2 separate regions of the Homo sapiens genome follow, and region 2 is linked to region 1. The links are chromatin contacts, found by Hi-C or POLR2A ChIA-PET in ENCODE. All regions are on one chromosome and are shown on one strand. The core of a region is the stretch at or near the end of the contact, and the rest is flanking DNA. Distances in the headings are between cores, read along the strand shown. Region 1 holds the start of EPHA7 (EPH receptor A7). Region 2 overlaps TSG1 (tumor suppressor TSG1).

Evidence for each region. A loop is a pair of places that touch in the nucleus more often than their neighbours do. ChIA-PET counts read pairs that join two places held with the same protein, here RNA polymerase II (POLR2A). Pooled maps may share reads with other maps.
Region 2: a loop to region 1 is called in a map of sigmoid colon, with 6 times the contacts of the local background. The contact joins the enhancer-like site here to the promoter of EPHA7 in region 1. A Hi-C loop is called at or near these places in 5 of 168 maps with a recorded cell type or tissue (Panc1, chondrocyte, esophagus muscularis mucosa and 2 more) and 6 of 50 pooled maps. POLR2A ChIA-PET finds 5 or more read pairs at or near these places in 1 of 52 experiments (activated T-cell).

Annotation. Positions count from the first base shown.
Region 1 is chr6:93,415,210-93,422,467 of GRCh38, forward strand. EPHA7 (EPH receptor A7) reads right to left here and starts at 4,350. Exons shown (of 17, transcript NM_004440.4): 1 at 4,036-4,350. The coding sequence starts at 4,132. RefSeq lists a silencer at 4,398-4,597.
Region 2 is chr6:93,775,828-93,783,085 of GRCh38, forward strand. TSG1 (tumor suppressor TSG1) reads left to right here. Exons shown (of 10, transcript NR_015362.2): 10 at 341-793. Among named protein-coding and RNA genes, the nearest start is that of TSG1, 72 kb to the left of the region's middle. Within about 2 kb of position 3,869, at least 3 of the 41 ENCODE cell types and tissues checked have a DNase peak (open chromatin) inside an H3K27ac peak, as active enhancers do.

The DNA.
Region 1 (7,258 bases), core at 3,100-5,599:
TCTTTTGAGAATTGGAGTTTATCTTTTAAAAAATCTTTCCACATACAGTGTCGTTAAGCTAAAATGAATACAGAAATGTTAAAAACTGTTAAGCAATGTTATCAGAAAACCAAATTGCCTATTATTTGCAAGATTTTATTCAGGTTAGTCAAGCATCAGTTTTTTCAGCATTTTTTTTAATTTCTTAATTTTCAAAGTGATAGATAATTCTCAAAATGGTATCAACTCTGACTTCTAATCACTTGTATTTCACTTTTATGCTATCAAAAAGCATAATGCGATTAATTTAAAATGTATATAAAGTGTTATAAATGCTCCTGATACTATCAGTATGAGAATGCATTAGAATGTTATATATTAATACACATAATATTTCTATTTGATATATTTTATTTCTTTTTTGGACAATTACTCTTCTAAAGCACTCACTCTTTTGGTCAAACTGGTTTCAGAGTTACATAAGTTTTTGCACTTTAAAAATATTTATCTGACTCTACACCATTTTGACAAATGCATCAATTTGTCCAGAAATAATAGTGAATAAATTTTAAGTATGTCAATAGGCTTAACATCAGCCTCAGAAAAATGTTAAAATTTTTACTTAAAATACATGCTTATATGAACTTTTAATAATTATACAACTCAATCACTAGGGATAAAATATGTATTTGAAAGACAAAAATGTGTTATGATAAGAAAACAAAGGAACAACTGATTATCTGTTTAAAGGAACAGTTGATTATGTGTTTAATTCCTTCACACTAGTCAAAGTTACTCACTGTAAATGAAAATAGATATAGAGACCCAGGATTTTTGTTTTGTTGTTGTTGTTGTTTCTTTGTTTAGTGTTTTACACTTAAGACTCTCAGGGAGACTGACAGGAAAAAAAAAAACTTGATCAGAAACATTTGACTCCCTTTCAAATGAGAAACACACCCACAACACTTTCAAAATGCCAATTTGAATTTCAACTTGTAACATCGATAAATCGTTGGACTAGCGAATTTATATAAAAAGTAATTTTTAAAGTTTATTTTTATCCTCAACAACAGACATGAAGCACAGGGAAACAAGGTGGGTGGTCAGGTACTCTACTCTTTTTGAGATGCTTTCTTAATTTTTATTTTATTTTTCTTGTGTGCTGAATATAGACAACAGGATTTTAAATGCAGGTGACCTTCTTGGGTCATTTCTGAGAGTGAAATAAACATTGCGAGATTACTGTTTATTGCCATTCTGCTACCCCTCAGCTCAGCCTGGGGGTGGAAGCAAGGGACCTAAGCAGACAGCAGTGATGGCCAAGTTAAGAGAGAAACAAACTAACAAATTAAAACAAAACAGAACCCGGCCCGAGAACGTTTAATCGGAAGCCGCTCTCAAGTGATCCGTGCGTCTCTCTTCTGCTCGGTCCGCTCTCTGGTTAAACCCTCAAAAGAGCGCGTATCCCTTCCCGCTCGGAGCAGAGTGCCGACCTCCCTTTGCGCCCGCGGAGGCGCAGTCCCTCGGCTCACCCGGACGCTGGGGGCCAGGCCTAGGACTCCAGGGCTCCGCGCCCCGGAGTCCTGTGGGCCAACAGGTGATGGGAGAGGGGCTAGACTGGGGGCGCGCCCTGACAGACCCAGGCAACGACCGCGCGGGCAAAGGCTGGCGTCCCGGGGCTGGGGCGGGGCCGTCGGAGGGGCGGGGCGGGGGCTGCCAGACGGGCGCGCCAGCCGCGCCAAGCATCCATTACGCCTCTGCCAGACCTGGGCACTCCAGGGAGCCGGTGGCGCCCTCGCTCGAGAAGGAGTCGGGAAGAGGAGAGTGGCTTTCGGGAAGAGGAGAGTGGCTTTCGGGAAGCATCTCCTCTGAGGAAGAGGCGGCGGCGGCGGCGGCATTTACGGAGAGAAAAAGTAAGCAGCTGCACTTTGCCTTCAAGCGTCAGACTCTGACACGCGCTCCCTGTAGCGATGATAACTGACCAACCCGAGAGAACGTGCACAAGGAAAGTGAGGGAAGGGGGTTTCTTATCTTCCTCTAGCCACCCCCAAATGCCCCAGGAGGCCCGGCACCTGCTTCAAGCGGTTCCCAGCGCTAGCCCTTGGGTACTGCGGGCCGCCTCGGGGCTTGTGAACTCCTAGAACGCCAGCTCTTGGTCGCCGCTGCGCCCTAGAGGCGTCGCCGCCTAGAAGCCGGGCGCACTCGCCGCCCGCCAGCCACAGATCACCACCCTCCCTCCCATCACCCCCGCGCCTTTTATACATCACACTTCTGCATCTAAAGAATTCAGGCTCTTAGAATCAGAATCCTCTTCACGTAGCTTGCACCCAGAAGAGCAAAGAGAACTAGACATTCTGGCTGCAGGAACCTCTCCCCCTAGTGATGCAGTTATTTATAGCCCAAACTCCAGCCCGAGTCTGCGTGTGTTCGCGCGCGGGGTTTCGCCGCGGCGGTGCAAACTTTTCCTCTGGTCCGCTATTCCAGAGGAATCACAGTATGCCAGGGCTGAAGGTTTCTGATCGCTAACGTCAGGGGAGTAGAAATGTGGTTTTGGAGGGGATGAGCGTGCGTTTCTAGCAGATGTCCGTCCTTCTGCAAACGCGTAACCGCCAGCTTGGAGGCACGGGGTTCTCTGAATGGGTTCAGCATCTATACAGGTTGCAGATGTGGAAAGTGGGGTCAGAAGGTCAGGCTGAAAGAAGGACTAGAATTTGGCGCCGGGTTTGAGGGGGGCTTGAGCGAACTAAGAGGAGTGCACGATGAGAATAAAGAAAAGGTGCACTAAGTTTTCAGAAATAGATGAATCAAGGACCTATATGTAAGTCCCCTCAACACCCCGCCCGATAACCACCATGACCTAAATTTCATAACAGATTCCTCTCCCTCTACACATCAGGAATAAGTAATTATTTCTCTTCTGCTTTTAACAGATCGAAAAATGAAACTTAGATACACAGCCTGAAAGACCAGGGGGGCGACGGGATGAGGGGGGTTGGGGATGGGATTGTGACACTGCTCAAAAGCAAGAGACTTCCATTGACAGGGTTTATTTTTCCCCAGCTCCAACTACAGGCACCGAAAGGTATTTTACCTTCTGTCAAAGGTTCAAAGAAGGAAAACATAACCATATACAGGCGTATCTGTAACAGCTTGCCAAATAAAACCTGCCTTCTCCTACCAGAACCAACCCTCAGGGTTCAGGTCTTTGGCAAGGATTGGGCACTCGGATTCCTCAATTGCTGCACTATGGGGCAAATAATTGGGGACTTTGAGTCGCCCAGGCGGCATCCTTACAAATTGCACAGCTCCAGCCCGCCCCCTGCCTCCACGGCCCGACCAAGCCCGCTGGGCTGCCGCTGCCCCCATGACCGCTGGGCCCGACGCGCAGCGCGCGCTGAATGGAGACATCCCCGGCCCTCGGGTCGCGCGCCGCACGCCGCGCTTCACCTCCGCGGCGTTATTGTTCCGTGCTGGCGGCCGAGCGCCAACCGCAGGACCGCGCCGCCGCCTCCGACGCAGTGAGCACTTCATTAGTAACCCGAGCTTTCCGAGCTCATCGAAGTCTCGGTCCCTCTGGGAAGGCTCCGGGCTCCCGCCACTCGCCGGCGGGCTGGCGGAGACGGTAGGGGCTGCATTTCCCAGTCTCCAACCCAACTCTGGCCGCAGCTCCCACAGAAGGCGAATAAGGAGACAAGGAAGACCGAGCTAGAGAGAGATGTGACCCGCCTGAGGTACTAAGAAATAAGCTCGCCGGCAGTTCCTCCAACCCCACCCCACCCCCGTTGCTGCTCACGCCCTCCAGACTGCCCGCGCCAGAAATCCCGCACCCGTCGGATGGACGGCTCCGGGCACAGGGCTGTAGGCGGCTCGGAACAGCCCTGGTTCGCGCTCGCTGGTCCGCCAGGAGCGGCCTCAGCGGTGAGGGGGCGGGGAGCCGGCGGGGGAGGGTCGCCCGGCGCCGGAGGCGCGGCCGGCAGCGCCGCGGACGAGCTGGCTTGTGCAGGTAGACATCTAAATAAATAAGTCAGAACAAACTTTGCTTTCCCATCACCTTACCTTCCTTCGCAGCCTGCGCCTCCCCTGTGTGTGCAAAGCGGAGCAGCCAGATGTAGCATAAAATAATCCATGAAGGGTACCGAGTTTGAAAAACCATGGTGCATGAGCAGGTTTTATTTTAGGTTTCAGTTATCTTGAGTCGTGGATTTTTAAATGCTGTTTGTTCCGAAGTAGCTTTTGTTTTATTGTGCTCCTTGCATCGATTCCCCTTCTCGGTCCCCGATCGGCTGCTCCACGTTTAGCTTTTTTTAATTTCCCCCCCACTCCTGTTCGCTCGCACCGTGTTTGCTGCCTGCAAGTCTCCGACTGCAGACCGGCCGCTTGCTCCACACTCCAATAATATCAATTAGGGGGGGAGGGGGCGGGGCTCCGAGCTGAGAGCCTCCGCCACTCGGGCTGAGTGGCAGGCACAGCCGGCCTGCCAGGAGGCGATTCCCAGGGCCAAGGGGCGGGTCCCGGCGAAATGGCCGCCCCGGCCACGGGGGCGGGGTCCGAGGCAGGAGCCAATCGGTGCCGAGCGGAGTCAGGTTGCTGGTCCAGGATTCCCTCCAGGTTCTGAGCTCGCGCTGGATGTTCAGAGGAGAACGAGGATGGTAGCCGAGGTGTGTGCTGCTTTGGACGCTCTGCTTTTAGCAACCGCAGCTTTCGCGTAGCAGAATAAATCCGAGAATAACGCTCCCAACTTACACTCTTTTCTATAGCTGTACTCCGCGCGATCTTTTAGAAACCAGAGGCGAAGCAAGCCTTCTCTCAGCTACCAAGCACGGAGCCCGGACAGTGAAATGAGCTGTGCCTTTAAGTAAAGTGTGTTTTACTTTTTTGTTGTTAGAACCTCCGCGGGCTGGGTAACTTTGTTTTTTGCCTTTTTGAAAAGTTTCTACTTCTCTTTTTCTGTTACTCCAAGAGCCGTCAGTTTTAGGTACCACCCACCACAATCCCTGAAAGAATAAAGTAACCAAGTGTATTATGTTTAAACAATGTTTCCAAGAGTTTGCAACAAGCTCTGGCAAAAGAAACAGAGGAAAAGGGAGTGGGAAAGGAAGTCTTTTGTTTTAAGCGCCCCTTCTCCTCCGCCCTGTCTTTTCACCATAGTTTGTTGAGCGAAGTGAGACATTAGGAGAGAACCTTCTGATGGTTGCGTATCGTTTTTTTACGCGTTTATCATTTTCTAAGGTTTTCCTTGGATTGCCTCCACTTTGATAGTTTTCCATTTCGCTGCATAAATTACACTGAATTTTAAAGAATGCCACTACGTATTAAATTCATAAAGCAAGACCTTTCTCTTCGCAAGTATTTACCATTTTCAGGAATTATTCAATGCTTATCTTTCAAAGAGAAACTAAGAATAAAAAAAGTCATAACCAATATCTCCAGTTGAATTCATTCAACCCGAACGGCAAGGAAGGCTGCGTAGAGAAATCTGTTTTCCATTAGGCAGTTTCGGACACTTTGTATTCAAGAGGTAGGTAATAAGAGGAAGAACTTTAAAATTTTAATTGCCAAATCTTCAATTTCAAAGGTCACACAGAGTAACTTGATCACATGTTTAAGATGAATTTCTTTTTTTGTCCTATAATTTCTTCCTTTAAAAATATTTCTCAGTCATTTATGATTTCCTTTTATTTCCGATAGATCCAAAGTTTGATCTCACATAAGGCTCCAAACTTTTTCCAACCTTTCTATCTGGAAATATAAAGTAAATTGAGTTGTTTCTGCTTTTTATAGTAGGGAGTTCTCTAAGATGACAACCCCCAGATATTTATTTGTATTTTATGTTAAATTGTCTCCTGTAGTTTTTATTTGCCTAATAAAATAACATGGAAGAGAGATATGAAATTTATTCTTTAAACCTCTTTGATTCTGTAGTTTCTGAAACATTTCTTCAATGTTACATATTCCTAGCCATTATGCCTATTTAATATTTTAGAAAGTGTATCAAAAAGCATCTTCAGTGTCCCTTAAAGGATGCATAGAAAATGTAAATGCGTAATAGATTAACCTTAGAAAGAGACAAAAAAAAATATGGGGAGAACACACTTGTTATAGAGGAGATGAAGCTTTATTTACACAAATAGATGATTTAAGGATGAAACTTGTAAACTAAAACATAAGAGTTAAAAACATAAATCCCTGCACTTAGTCTTTAGAACTCACAGAACTACAAACTTACAAATATTAAACCACTTCTAATAGTTAAAACGAATTCTCCAGGATTTCAACACTTTCCCCAGGGTCTCATCCCCACTTCTTAAAATGACACCAAGGTGGCCTTTAAAGTTTAAAATATTCCTTTCATCTATTGAATGACTAATACTCAATGATGTGAATACAAATACTTTTCCATTAAAACCAGGAAACCAAAGAAGTAACATCCTTCACTCCTCTGATGAGTGTAGGTGGTATAGTGAGTCCTCTTTTTGTGTCCCTTCTCTCTGTCAGACACAGGGGCATGTGTAACTTTACTCTTATTTTTAGAGACAAGAAGCTTCACATTAAATGCACATGTGCCAGGCTGCTGACAGTTCTCCCTGCATAGCTGCACAGTGATACTGATTTTTAGGTTTTTCAAACTTCTCTTCTTTCTTTTGTAGTATCTAGATATATTGACAAAGAATTCGGAGCATTTAAATAAAAATAAATGACAGTCAAGAAGACAGTGTTCAGCATACAGTATATGATTAATATATAAATTTACACTCGACTGTATTTGACTAATGATAAAGCATATAGACCTATTTGTACATGAAGCCACTGACATAAAAATTATCAGTATACAAAACTTTCTCATTTTAAAATAACATAATGGTGAACTTCCTCACACCATTACAATTTATTTTAGCTTCATTTTATGATTTAAGCATATTATTTCTAATCAATTATTTTTAATAATGCGATGTGTTTGTATATAAAGTGAATTCAAAAGGAACTTGTCTTCCTGAGCAATACCAAATAGTGTATGAGACCAACACCTGTGCGCCAAAGCAATAATTCTGAAAACTAGTTTTACATTTTTATGCATTCATTGTACAACTAAGTTGATAGCGTCGTCCACATATATTTAGTGAATTTTAAGTAAATGGAAACAGAGACTAAGACCTTAATATTTCAATTTTATATCCCCTCTGTTGCAACATCTATAATAAATGTATAGTGGAAAGATGAAAAACGCCTCTCTTCAGATACTAAGGAGATATACCCAATTTTAATGCATTTTGTATTATTT
Region 2 (7,258 bases), core at 2,619-5,118, 360 kb after region 1:
TTCCACACTTAAAAACTTATAATACGGTTAATTAATGTTCATACACTTACAGAGTACTTGGGAATGCTTTTTAAATATCTACCTCTGACATAGTTAGGGCAAGTAATTTTATTTAACAAGGGAGAAAATTTAAATTTCAGAGCATTAAGTCATTTATTCAAAGTCATTTATCTAGTAAGTGACAGACCCCAAATTTCAACTCAAGTAGGTCTTTATATGTCAAATCTGGTCCTTGGGAGTATTTTTGTTCTAACAAACATTGCTTCTTCAAGTGCATATTCTTTCACTAGACTGGGAATATATGAAAGCCAGTACTTTCGTGACTTCTTTGTACACTCAGGTGGTTCAATGTTTTTCTCGCAAGAAACCAAGTGAATATTAAAAATATTCCTAATTGACAAGGAAGTACAGGAGCTGACTTGCTAGGATCACAGAACCAACAACAAGAGTGCGTCTGCATGTCAAGACTCTGACCTACTGTGTGGGACTCTTTTCATTACTCCATCCTCATCCTCCACCAGCCATAGCCACCGAAGAACACTCACTTATTTAAGCAAACTCTGTTTTTAGAATTGAAGATGATAATTATTTATTGCTTTTTTCAGAGTTTTTATTTTTTAACATTTATTACAACAAATTAGAATATAAGATGATGTGTCACGCCACCTTCCCCCAGAACTGATTCTGCTTATTTGACGGTTTGGATAGAGGGCGGCTTTCCCTATTGCATGCTTTCTCATACTGCATCTTTAGACAAAGGTGACCATCCCATAGAGATAGCGATGCAGATCTTGCTAGAGCTTCTAAACAACTAAATAACCAACTGATGATCAAACATTCATCCATCCCTTTATAAGTTCATTTATTTAATAAATATTCACCTTATTGAATTAGTGGGAAGATAATGATGAATAAGCTATAGTATAGTGGATGCAGTAGAGAAGGAACTTTATAAATCCACAGAAATATATACTTGATCTTTGGGGTGAACTATTGGGTATCATAAAAGCACTTAGTGTGCACCAGTCTGTGTTCTAAATAGTTCACATTTAGGAACTCAATTAATATTCATTTATATCTGAGAGAGAACTATTATTTACCCCAACCTACAGATAATATAATGGACACCCAAATGAATTAAGTAACTTTCTCAAGGTGGATATAGAGTAACTAAATTAAGGCTTGAAATTCCGCTGTCTGACTAAATTCCTCCATGCAGCCAAAGTACCTTGTGTGTGCTATTTTGTCATTCTCAAGATTCTACAATATACATGGTCATTTGTGTGCATGTTTCATTTTTTTTTTTTTTGCTAGATTCTTTACCCTCAGAGAGATAAATCATATTTCATGTATTTGGGCCTTACCCATGGTATCTAGCATCATGTTTTGGAAATAGTTGCTTTACAAACAAATTAAAATCATTGTTCTTTATAAACTCGTAACTAAATAAAAAGTAGCAATAATATTAAACATAAGGAATGAGACAAGCACAATGAGCAAAGATAGCAAAATGTAGGCTCTTGTAGTAATGAAGGAAGATCTCAACACTCAAAGAATAATCCTGCTCTATTGTTAAATCAAATAGGATGTCTAATTAGCTAAGCAAGGATTTTTCTTTCTTTTTTCCTCCCCCAGAAACCCATTCAATTTTTAAAATATTCAAAATTCCTAAATGAAACAATTTTAATCATCTATCTGTAAGTTGGTAGCACTATAGGAAATTGACAGCCTGGCATCAGAGTTAAACACCTTTTTAATTCTTTTTGCTTCTAATTTGTATCATTAGTGCATCTTAGTCTGTCAAAGTAATCAAAGCCATCAGTGTGGGAGAAAAGGTGACTTGTGCGTACGAGTATCATGTATTTATTAATATGATTATTTTAGTCAATTAGTTGAAAAGAACTTATTTGTAATGACTACAGTCACTGACCATGTTTATATTAGCATACTTCCACTATGGTGAAGGTCCTGTCTACGAGTAAGAAAGCTATAGCTAGCATCAAGAAATGTTAAAACAGCTCTGTATTCATGCAGTATGAGGACACACATGTGTGTCCTCTGTGTAAGGAAAAGCAGGGTAGTAAAGTCAAATCAAAATATTTGGGATTATATTTCTTCTTTGGCTATTCTCCAATTAGAATAATATGAGACTTTGTGGGCACATTACCTAGAATGAAATATGAAGTTTCACCCTGAGCATACACACGTGGCACACCTTAACTGTTCACATGAAATGTTTGTCTCCTCTTCAATCTACTACTTTCCAAGGGCTACCATGTGGGGCTAGGGAGAAAGCATACTCTATAGCACAAAGTGAAGATACAAATATCGATCTGCCTTACCTTCCTCTGCTTCTCGTGGTATGTGTACAATTTTATGCCACCACTGTAAATCTTCTGATACTCCTCACTATGTTTGGTCATTCGAATATTTTTTTGGAGATGGAATTTCGCCCTATTGCCCGTGCTGGAGTGCAGTGGTACGATCTCGGCTCACCACAACCTCCGCCTCCCGAGTTCCAGCAATTCTACCTCAGCCTCCCAAGTAGCTGGGATTACAGGCATGTGCCACCAAGCCTGGCCAAGTTTTTGTATTTTTAGTAGAGACGGGGTTTCTCCATGTTGATCAGGCTGGTCTCTAACTCCCGACCTCAGGTGATCCACCTGCCTCGGACTCCAAGAGTGTTGGGATTACAGGTGTGAGCCACCTCGCCCAGCGGTCATTAGCAGTTTAAAGAAACTAACATTTACTTGTTGAGTTTCTAGCATGGACTCTTTTTCCCTTTTTCTCTTGACCACTCTCTGGCTCCCAGAAGAAGAAAAATATACATATGCAAGTATATATGTATGAAATTATATATATATATATATAAAATGTGAAAATATATAGTCATATTCATGGAAGAGAAACATACACTTACACATTTAGAATTCCCTTAGAGGAAGAGCACAATTTAATAGAATGCAGTGTTTTATTTTTAGTTTTGAGAAAGTATTCATTAAGGGTAAAACAGGAAAGACGATCAAAGCACATGAAAGAGAAACTGTATTCTTTGTACTTTCCTTGTTGTCTTGACTGAAATTTAGTCCTCTTCACCTCTTGCCCTACTGGATTCGCTAACCTCCAATTTTCTTCTCCCTATTGTGCTAAACTCAAAAATGTGCCTAGAAACCAAAGAATAAGGTTGCTTGTGACTTGTGTATGTTTGGAATAGGGAATTACCATATTTAAGTTTCTCAGAGATTTTAGAATTATCTCCCCCACCCCAAAGACAGGGAATTTTTTTTTCTTGTTTCTCCCCCTACCCACTCCACCCTTCGCTGTCAATTTAGAAGCTGCCTGAAACAGGCACTGTAAAAACACTGGGTGGCAGTCCCTCTCTCTTCCAGCCACCGATACCAGAATGGACTGTTATCAGGAGCACTCCAGCTATGAAGCACACATTCTTTCCCTGCATTTGCTGGCTGCGCTGAAACTGTAAATTCCACAGGAGATCAGGCAGTTCAGTGGAGACAGGGCAGTGCAGAACAGCAGAAATAACAAGTTTTCCTAAAAGCACGTGTCACCAAACAAAACCATGAGATTTCGTAGGTCAGCTAAAGCACGAAAACTGGAAGTGAAAAATGCCCTGTTCAGTGATCCAGTCAATGGGATTAAATCATAAAACTCCCAACAGTTGTTTTCAGCAGTCTCACCCGTGATTTTATGAGTACAAAGGCCTATGTCGGGATCCCATATTTTTTCCCTTCTTCCACGTCTAGTTCTGCGCACTGTTATCATTTACGTAAGTTTCCTGTAATCAAAGCATCTGTAAGCTTTAGCATGTAGAGTGTCTTGCCATATTCTGTTTCTTTTCTTTTTCTCTCCAAGCATCCCAGCCCTCCCGGCATCCCCCCATTCAAGGCATGAGTCTGTGTTATGGAGCTCCAAAATACACACAGTACAGCTTGCCCACTGAGAATCAGCAGTGTCCCAGAACATGGCTCATGAGTCAGCTCCTTTCAAAACTCCTGAGCACTGCTGGATAGAAAATAAAGATTTTTTTATTCAATTAATTTTAATGATTAAAAATATGACAATGCAGACATTTAGAAAGTATTTAAACGGGCAGTTTGTGGCATTATAAATATTGTAAGCAAAACAAACAAACAAACAAACAGACAAACCCAACAATTCCCATATGGTACCTTTGATAGAAGATATTTAATTAAAATAGCTAAGGCCGTTTACAGATCCTGAGTTTTCATAACAAAGAAGAGGGAGTTTGAGCTGAGGGTCATAAATGATTGTATCTAAATGATAGTTATCTATATCTATGTTTTGTTTATTTTTAACCGTTGATGCTATGACACCAATAGTCTAAGACTACAAATAAATACATAAATAAATAAATTCAAAAAGCAAAGGCCAGTTTTCTTAGCCAAGGGAATTCACCACAGACAGATTCATGTTTCTTAAAATTATTTTTTCTTTATAATCAGTAGCCCATAAAAATTAACAGAAACAAGATTTCCTCAGTGTTGTTACTGCAAAATTAAATAAAACAACTAAATTAATGATTTAAGATCTAGGCTCCAAAATAATGGATAACAATCAGAAAGAACCTACGAGAATTAATTTTCAAAATAGCAAGATTTAAGCAAGGATTCTTTTTACTAACAAATGTCTTCTTTGTGCTAGATTTTGTTGAGGTTTCTTGGAGTTTCAGCAGTGAACAAAATAAATGAAGCTTTGCTCATGGGGACACACCCCACACATAAAACACCTGTCTCTAATTCCAGATTAGATGATGAGATGACCGTTTTGTATACATCATTTATATCCTCAATTAGCTAGTAAGTTATCCTATTCATTGAAGGTGCTCAAAATTTTGCTTTAAAAATGAATTAATTACTGATGTCTTTGACAAAGAGAGTCAGTATACCTGAGTGTAAAGTGATCAGCCAAAAATATTTTTAAATGCATACTTAATTATAAATAAAATACATTAAAATCTATATTGGGACATTAATTATATAACATTTAGATAGGACATCTCTACAGGCATTAATTACTTTGCTTATTTTTCTGCCTACAATTTAAATAAGATTTGTAATAATATACACAGAAACACTAATATTGTACTTTTACCAGAAATTTAATATTGAATTTTTTATATATAAAATGGAAAATCTTGCCCATGTGACTCATACATCGTGCCTGTGACTTTAATGCCTTTAACAAGACAGCCTAATGGCCCATTATTGTTTTTAACAGGCCACCTTAAAATAACCTTTCAGCAAATTTTCTGACATATTTTATCTTAGCCTCCATTTATTTCATTTATATTGACCCTAGTCTCTTTAAAATTGCTGGTTTTTGAGAAACATTGGAGTAAGCACAGCATTTCTGCAAAGACTTTCGGATTCTTCCAGTAATGTCACATTGATGCTGCTTAGTTTTATGGCTAGCAATCTACTCTTCTTTTGGAATCTGTCAGGATCAGAAAAATGCACATTAATCATTTACTATAGGAGCATGTACTGCTCCAAATGTCCCCCATTTCAAGATGGCAATTGGGCACTTGTCAGGAATTACCCACAGCCACACAAGTGGGGAATTGGCTGTGTAGTGTTAACCGTGGACAGCACCTTCTCCTGTAGATAATGTTCTTAGAGACCTAAGGATGGACCTCCATAAGTTGTCATAGGAATACAGGGCTGCCATATAAATGTTCTTTGCCATTGACATACTATAGGGACTGTTTAACTTTCAGATTGAGTTTCAGCCATGGGACAGCTCCAAAGGAGCAATATAGCTTTCAAAGAGTCTTTGGGGGTGGGAGCAACACCATCTCTAAAAGACTTTTTCAGATTAGAGTTAGGTCTAGTAGTTGAGAAATCCAGGAAGATTATGATTCCAAACTAGACAAGTGGTGGTGTGGGAATTTGGGGAGACATTTAGTTGGTTTCTCCCTCAAAGATGTAAAAACACCTTTTTGACTGTTTGACATTATGTGAAGATATGTGGTCCCAGGAAGTCATTAAACAGAAGCCTTCTGGAATAATTTTTACTAACTGAGTATCTTTACATTGCTATTACCTTACAGGCTGCAATATCTTCTCTAAGATTCTGGCCTACATTCAGAACCATTTAATTCATCTCCCTTCTTTTGCAGGCAACTCTTCCTCGTTGCTCTAGGAAATGCAAAACCCAGTGTCAGCTATTTAGAAGGCAAATATTATTTTCCTGTAATATATGAAAACTGACTCATTCTTTCTTAGCAAACAAGACAGCCAAACTACCCAGGAAAAATATGCATGATGTTTCTGACTTAATCCTAGATCATTTTGTTGCTGAAAATATATGATTTTTTATTCTTTAAGTTTTGACCCCTGTTATCCCTTAGATGACTAGGTTATTTATAGCGTAACTGCTATCCACACATCTAGATATGCTTCAGATTGAAGGAGAGAGAAAAAAGAGACTTAACACATCTATTTATTTCATTCTATCTAGTCACATTTCATCCATATCAATTTCATTCTCTTCAGCAGCAAGAGTTTAAAACTGGAATGTAAAGGCTTAATATGTAGTAAAAGATAAATTACAATATGAGGTAGTAATAAGTATCAAATTAAAATATTAAATAAAATCATGAAGGGTTTTGTCATTTGAATTCAGTATTTTAAAATATGCACATGGGTAAAATCTGAAAGGTAAGATAAAAAATAGTCATTAAAAATAGTGGAAAGTGGAGTCTTTAAAAATTCTTTTAAATAATTATTTCATCACATTTTCAATTAAAAGGATCAAAAGAGTAGTTTAAATGTTATATCCAATGTGTATGTGCAATGCCAACATACAGCAGGTGCTCATAAATTTTGTTGAATAAGTGAATATGTGAATGGCTGAATAAATAAATAGATAAATGGAGGAAATGGAGATAGCTCAGGAAAAGTTGCTGTCGGCTGGATTGCATGCAGAAACAAATCTAGAACTTGAATGCAATAAACCTGAAGAAAAGATACAAAAGGGAGGGTGTTATATGAATATTTAGCACGTGGAGATAAGGATAAAGATGACATCTTCAGCAACTTAGGTTAGGAAAATAGGAAAGCGTTTGTTAAGTATGTAAATGATGTTCTGAAAGTGATATTCAGGGAAAATTAACTTGGCATAGTAAGAATCTAAACTGGTAGAAACTTTCTATAAAATAATTTGATAAAACATATTAAAACCTCTTTACCTGGCAATCCAAATTTAGAAATGTTTCCTA